2 separate regions of the Homo sapiens genome follow, and region 1 is linked to region 2. Evidence: chromatin contacts called from ENCODE Hi-C or POLR2A ChIA-PET data. All regions are on one chromosome and are shown on one strand. The core of a region is the stretch at or near the end of the contact, and the rest is flanking DNA. Distances in the headings are between cores, read along the strand shown.

Region 1 (3,392 bases), core at 323-2,822, 1.3 Mb before region 2:
GAAACACTATTACACATCCACCAGAATGTCTACAATTTAAAACTCACACAATACCAAATATTGATGAAGATATGAAGCAACAGATTTTTGGTGGGAGTGTAAATGGTATAATCATTTTGGGGAAAAGTACAGCAGTTTTTTTAAAAACAAAAACTAAATGTAAATATTCTATGACCCAAAAATATCAGTCATATAATTGAGTGTGTGCGTGTGTGTATCAACAAAAAGACCTTCACAGGAATATTCATAGTAGCTTTGTTCACAATAGCCAGAAACTGGAAACAGCCCAGGTGTGCTTCAACTGAAGAATGGATTTTTAGAATTTAGTATATCTATACAATGGAATATTACTTGGTAATTTAAAGACTTTTAAAAAATAATGACCCTGCCAGATGAGGTGGCTCACGCCTATAATCCTAGCACTCTGGGAGGCCGAGGCGGGCAGATCACCTGAGGTCAGGAGTTCGAGACTAGCCTGTCCAACATAGTGAAACCCTGTCTCTACTAAAAATACAAAAATTAGCTGGCGTGATGGCACACGCCTGTCGTCCCAGCTACTAAGGCAGGAGAATCACTTGAACCCAGGAGGCGGAGGTTGCAGTGAGCCAAGATCGTGCCACCACACTCCAGCCTGGGCAACAGAGTGAGAATCTGTCACAAAATAATAATAATAATAATAATAACCCTGTCTCTACTGAAAAACATAAAAAATTAGCCAGAGGTCGTGATGCATACCAGCAGTGCTAGCTACTTGAAAGGCTGAGGCAGGAGAATTCCTTGAGCTCAGGAGCTCAAGTCTGCAGTGAGCTATGACTGCACCACTGCCCCCCAGCCTGGGTGACAGAGTGAGATCCTGAATCTAAAAGCAAACAAAAAAAAATTACTGATACATACAACCTATGTATCTCAAAAACATTATGCTGAGTAAAAGAAGTCTTACATGAAAGAGTACAGTTCAATGGATATAAAGTTCTATAACAGGCAAAACTAGTTGGAAGAAAATCAGAATAGTCATTGCCTCTAAAGGAGATTATTTCCTGGGAAGGGGCTTGGGTACACTTTTCGGGGTGGGGGTAATGTTCTATATCTTGATAGGTGTGTAGGTTACTCACATGTATTGAGAGGTGACAACATGCTAGCAGCCCTCACTGGCTCTCGGCGCCTCCTCAGCCTTGGCGTCCACTCTGGCCATGCTCAAGGAGCCCTTCAGCCCGCCACTGCGCTATGGGGGCCCCTCTCTGTGCTGGCTGAGGCTGAAGCCAGCTCCCTCTGCTTGTGGAGAGGTGTGGCGGGAGAGGCGGGGGCGGGAACCAGGGCTGAACGCGGCTAGTTCCGGGTGGGCGCAGGCTCCGAGGTCCCGCACTGAGAGCAGCCCGCCGGCACCGCCGGCCCGGGCAGTGAGGGGTTTAGCACCCGGGCCAGCAGCTGCGGAGGGTGCGCCGGGTCCCCCAGCACTGCTGGCCTGCCCCCGCGGAGCTTGAATTCTTGCTGGGCCTCAGCCGCCTCCCCGTGTGGCAGGGCTGGGGACCTGCAGCCAGCCATGCCCAAGCCCCGCCCCGGGCTCCCGCCAGCCCGACCCTACCCGACCGGCGCCGCCCCCTGCTCCTAGGCGCCCGGTCCCATCCACTGCCCAAGGACTGAGGGGTGTGGGCGTGCCTGCGCGGGACTGGCAGGCAGCTCTGCTAGCGTGTCCCCAGCACAGGATTCACTAGGGGAAGCCAGCTGGGCTCCTGAGTCAGTTGGGGACTTGAGAGAACTTTTATGTCTAGGGGAGGATTGTATATGCACCAATCAGCACTCTGTGTCTAGTGGGAGAGGGGGGGTTGTAGATGCACCAATCAGCACTCTGTATCTAGCTAATCTGGTGGGGACTTGGAGAACTTTTGTGTCTAACTAAAGGATTGTAAGTGCACCAATCAGTGCTCTGTGTCCAGCTCAAGATTTGTAAACGCACCAATCAGCACTCTGTATCTAGCTAATCTGGTGGGGACTTAGAGAACTTTTATGTCTAGCTGAAGGATTTTAAATATACCAATCAGCACTCTGTGTCTAGCTCAAGGTTTGTAAAAGCACCAATCAGCACTCTGTGTCTAGCTCAAGGTTTGTAAACACACCAATCAGTGCTCTGTGTCTGGCTAATCTAGTGGGGCCTTGGAGAACTTTTACATCTAGCTAGAGGATTGTAAATACACCAATCAGCAATGTGTGTCTAGCTCAGGGATTGTAAACGCACCAATCAGCTCTCTGTAAAACGGACCGATCAGCTCTCTGTAAAACTGACCAATCAGCAGGATGTGGATGGGGCCAGATAAGGGAATAAAAGCAGGCTGCCCCAGCCAGCAGTGGCAACCCGCTCAGGTCCCCTTCCACACTGTGGAAGCTTTGTTCTTTCACTCTTTGCAATAAATCTTGCTGCTTCTCACGCTTTGGGTCCACACTGCCTTTATGAGCTGTAACACTCACTGCAAAGGTCTGCAGCTTCACTCCTGAGGCCAGCAAGACCACGCGCCCACTGGGAGGAATGAACAACTCCAGACGGGAGGAATGAACAACTCCAGACGCACTGCCTTAAGCACTGTAACACTCACCACGGAGGTCTGCAGCTTCACTCCTGAAGCCAGTGAGACCACGAACCCACCAGAAGGAAGAAACTCCGAACACGTCCGAACATCAGAAGGAACAAACTCCAGACACACCATCTTTAAGAACTGTAACACTCACCGCGAGGGTCCGCGGATTCATTCTGGAAGTCAGTGAGACCAAGAACCCACCAATTTTGGACACAGTATGATTTAGTGAATCTCATGGTACACTTAAGATCACCACTGCACCCCAGCCTGGGCGACAGAGTGAGACCCTGAATCTTAAAAAAAAAAAAAAAAAAAAAATGTACTGATACATACAACCTATGTATCTCAAAAACATTACGCTGAGTAAAAGAAGTCTTACATGAAAGAGAATATACTGTACAGTTCAATTTATATAAAGTTCTATAACAGGCAAAACTAGTTGGAAGAAAATTGGAATAGTCACTGCCTCTAGAAGAGAAGACTTCCTGGAAAGGGGCTTGAGTACAGTTTTCAGGGTCAGGGTCATATTCTATATCTTGATAGGTGTGTAGGTTACTCACATGTATGATTTAGTGAATCTCATGGTACACTTAAGATTTGTGCATTTCACATTTCATTGTACATAAATTTAACATGAAATTTTAAAATAAGAATTACAAACAAATATAGAACTCTATATGTTATGTAGGAACTCTGAGTGATATGTATTCTGAGTTATTTGGAAAAAAGTATATCGATATCTGCAACTTACTTTGAAAAGCATTTTTCTAAAAACGTGGATTGATGGATAGAGAGAGAGATGTGACAAAGTAAGCACAATAA
Region 2 (3,347 bases), core at 38-2,537:
GTTAATTGCTCATACCATAACCCATGTTTAGTTTGGTCATTTTTGCCACTCACTTTTTTTGATCCTTACTCTAATTTATTCTGCAGCAAGTAAGTAATCCATCATCAAATTGATATTATATATACTAACATATGCTATATTATATACTACTAAATGATGTATATATACACACAACATAAAATTGATATTTATATACATTAATTAGATTGGTATATATACTAATATTAGATAATATATACTAAAATACTGTTAATATCCATTCCTCTAAAGGGCTTTCACAAACAGAACTCTAGTGAACTTATCAATAGTGGCTGCAATGTGAATTGTGAATCAAGTAATAATTGCAAAATATCGGCCTGCCAGGTTTCAGGGTCGTTGTTTGTCAGGCACCTTTTTCTATTGCCAGTTCATCACTTTGACCTGAAAATACTAAAATAGCACATTTCAATCTCTACTAATCAGCAAACACTAATTTCTTTTGGCTTCTCAGTCACTAAGCAGATTTTAAATCAATAAAGATTTATTGGGACACTTACTGCTTTTCTCTCAACTCTTACAAGCCCCGGAGGATCTGGGTTGGAATCCACCTTGCACACTCAGTCACTCTTTCCCAATCATGTCTTTCAACAACTGGGAAGTCACAAAGATCTTTTAGGTGTCATGATGCCCTGGTTTCCTCATTCACCTTTGTTCATTTTTGAGCAGCAGTGTGGAGGTTTGAGATGAAGAACAAAAAAGGAGATGAGAATAGAGAGGGTGCGGGCAGGTGTGTGTAGGGTAGATGTCTATACCAACAGGCATGGACTAGCTTGGAGATAAAGGGTATGGAATAATCTTGAGCCCCCCCAAGTTTGCATTTGAAGAGGGTAGGGCAGGGAAGGAACAGGAAGATATCCAACTGTGGATAGCCTCAGGGGGTTCACAGCGGGGCCAGACACAGAGAGCTGGACTCACTCCATGGCGCTGGCTAAGATGAAGAATGAATTTGTCAACAAAACAAAACAAAACAGGAGCCTTCCAAGTGCCTCCCCACTCCGTCCCCACTCCTCTTCTTTTTAGTGCTTCTCATTTCCAGAAATTAGATTTTACAGGCCAAAAGCTTTGTTCTTTCATGGAGGACCAGGAACTCACACTAATACGAAGATTTGCTTATGGACCAAGAGCTCGCCACATGCCAGGAACTGGGCCAAGGGCTTTAACGCATTATCTTGTTTCATTCTCACAACTCAAGGGAAGTGAGCGATGCATCCCTTGTTGAAGGAAATTGAGGCTTAGATTAGGTCAGCACATTCGTCAGAAGGGTGTTTCGGCTGCAGTCTCCCCAGGGAAAGATTTTCTTTCAGTTCTTCTCAATTCACATTTTCAGAGGCACCAGACTGATCCTAATCTGGGGTCTATGGTATATTTGGCCGTTTTCACATACATAACAGCAATTTTATGACCTGTATGGCACAGGGAGAGCAAATGCAAATGAGGACCAGTGTGGAAACCCCAACAACCAAACTTGCTGTGGGGGTCAAGAAGGAAGAAAATAACCCAAGGGAGCAACATATTGACAGAGCAACCTAAAATCCACTCTGGACTATTTCCATGCGGTTTCACTGGGAAGTTGCCACTTACCAAGTGGGAGAGAGACAAAACAACGTATTTCTTCCCTCAAATCAGCATGGGAGCCGTCTATGCTGTGTGGGTGGAGAGTAAGACGCAACATGGCTTCCCTGTCTCACGCAGGTGCCAGAAGCCATCATTTGAAATGACAGCTCTCTGCTTTCCAGTAAACTGCTGGTTTTGAAAACATTAACTTTACAAGATGCAGCCTTCCTCTGGGAAAGAGGGTCATTGGTTAGCTGTTTCTAACAACCCTGACAAAAAACAGAGTCCTCGAAAAATGACTTCAAAGTCATGGATTTCACAAATTTTGTAAAATGAAACGAATAGGCCATGTTGCAACTTTAAAATGACATGTAAGCTTTTAGTTTTTATCTGAGACTTGGATAAGGAAACAGCTTGTATCTATAAATGGGAGCTGGCATTCTTAGACGCTAGGTGGGCTTTGTTCACTCCACGGAAAAAAGATTAATACTTTGAACTGTGGATGTTGGATTTTTTTTTTAATACAGAAGCCCAGACCATGAACCAGTAGGGTTCCAACAAAAGAGAAATAATGAACTAGTTTCCATAAAAATAGCTCTCTTAACCTATGGATGCCTAATACTCTGCAACAGCAGGCAAGGGGGATCTGAAAGGCAGCAGCCTTCTGCCTCCTTGCAGGAAATTATCTATTGGTTAATTAATTTCTTTATTAAAACGAACCACTCACACTGCTTCCATCCTAAATCCTCAGTGTCTCTCAAACCTCAGGCAACCCCTGTAGTTCAGGGAGACTACCCTGGTGGAGCTTCCTTGCCATTGCTTAGATGGTCTCTTAGGCTTCCAAAATCATAACATGAGAAATCCTTTGGTGAACAAAGGATGCTGAGTTCCCCAAATAGGAACTGGACCTCTTCCACCCCCTTGTGTGAAATTCACTGTTTGCCATCACTGTGTTATCTGGGGATATTTCTAGTGGTACAAATGACACTAGGTATAATAGTGAGAAAACATGTGCCAGGAGACAGAAGAGCTGGATTCTAGTCTGCTCTGAAACTCCCAGCTGTTTTACAGTGAGAAAATGATTTCATCTTTTTGGGCCTCAGTTGCTCAGCCTTAAAGTGGGGATAACAACTATTGGATTGTACATGCATGCCTAATGTTTGTGACAGCACATTGTTAATTATGGAGTGCTATACAAGGAGTGGGAATGAACAGAAAACAATGACCACCACTGTTTATTGAGCAACTACTAAACACTGTGACCTAAAACATTACATGCATAATCTCCATTCCTCATAACAAAGAACATGAAGAAAGAATCATGAAATAAGAATGGCAAAGGGAAAAATCTCTGGATACAACCAACTGTGACTCTATTAAGCAAGAACTTCATGAGCAATCCTAAGCGGGGGAAATTTTTTGAGGGAGGGTTGGTGAATCCTTTTTTGGAATTTCTAACTTTCATGAAGAACCTATTAAAGAGATGGTGACTATTCTAAATTGCGGTTTAAAATTCATTAACAAGGATTTACTGCGTGCTTAATGTGTGTGACCCAGAAGTGCATGCACATGTTACAATAAGTTTCTAAAGAAACCAGCCACTGAACGAATGTGAGAGCCTGTGCGTTACCTCACTAATTCTGGAAGACACTTTTCGTTGTTCGTTAAGGCTTCCTGTGGCCACAGAATAAACTTGCAAGCCTAGCACCTGAGGCTTCCATAATTGGCTGCTCCCTTCTCCCCTTCAGGCCTGT

Evidence for each region. Hi-C counts contacts between places; a loop is a spot of excess contacts on that map. ChIA-PET counts read pairs that join two places held with the same protein, here RNA polymerase II (POLR2A).
Region 1: a loop to region 2 is called in a map of posterior vena cava, with 12 times the contacts of the local background. The contact joins two enhancer-like sites. A Hi-C loop is called at or near these places in 1 of 168 maps with a recorded cell type or tissue (posterior vena cava). POLR2A ChIA-PET finds 5 or more read pairs at or near these places in 1 of 52 experiments (activated T-cell).

The regions. Positions count from the first base shown.
Region 1 is chr14:53,215,776-53,219,167 of GRCh38, reverse strand. All of the region lies in intron 5 of LOC105370502 (a long non-coding RNA gene), which reads right to left. Among named protein-coding and RNA genes, the nearest start is that of DDHD1-DT, 64 kb to the right of the region's middle. RefSeq lists a silencer at 1,258-1,677. Within about 2 kb of position 1,572, at least 21 of the 41 ENCODE cell types and tissues checked have a DNase peak (open chromatin) inside an H3K27ac peak, as active enhancers do.
Region 2 is chr14:51,937,876-51,941,222 of GRCh38, reverse strand. The region is part of intron 2 of GNG2 (G protein subunit gamma 2); the gene reads right to left. Among named protein-coding and RNA genes, the nearest start is that of RTRAF, 50 kb to the left of the region's middle. Within about 2 kb of position 1,287, at least 5 of the 41 ENCODE cell types and tissues checked have a DNase peak (open chromatin) inside an H3K27ac peak, as active enhancers do.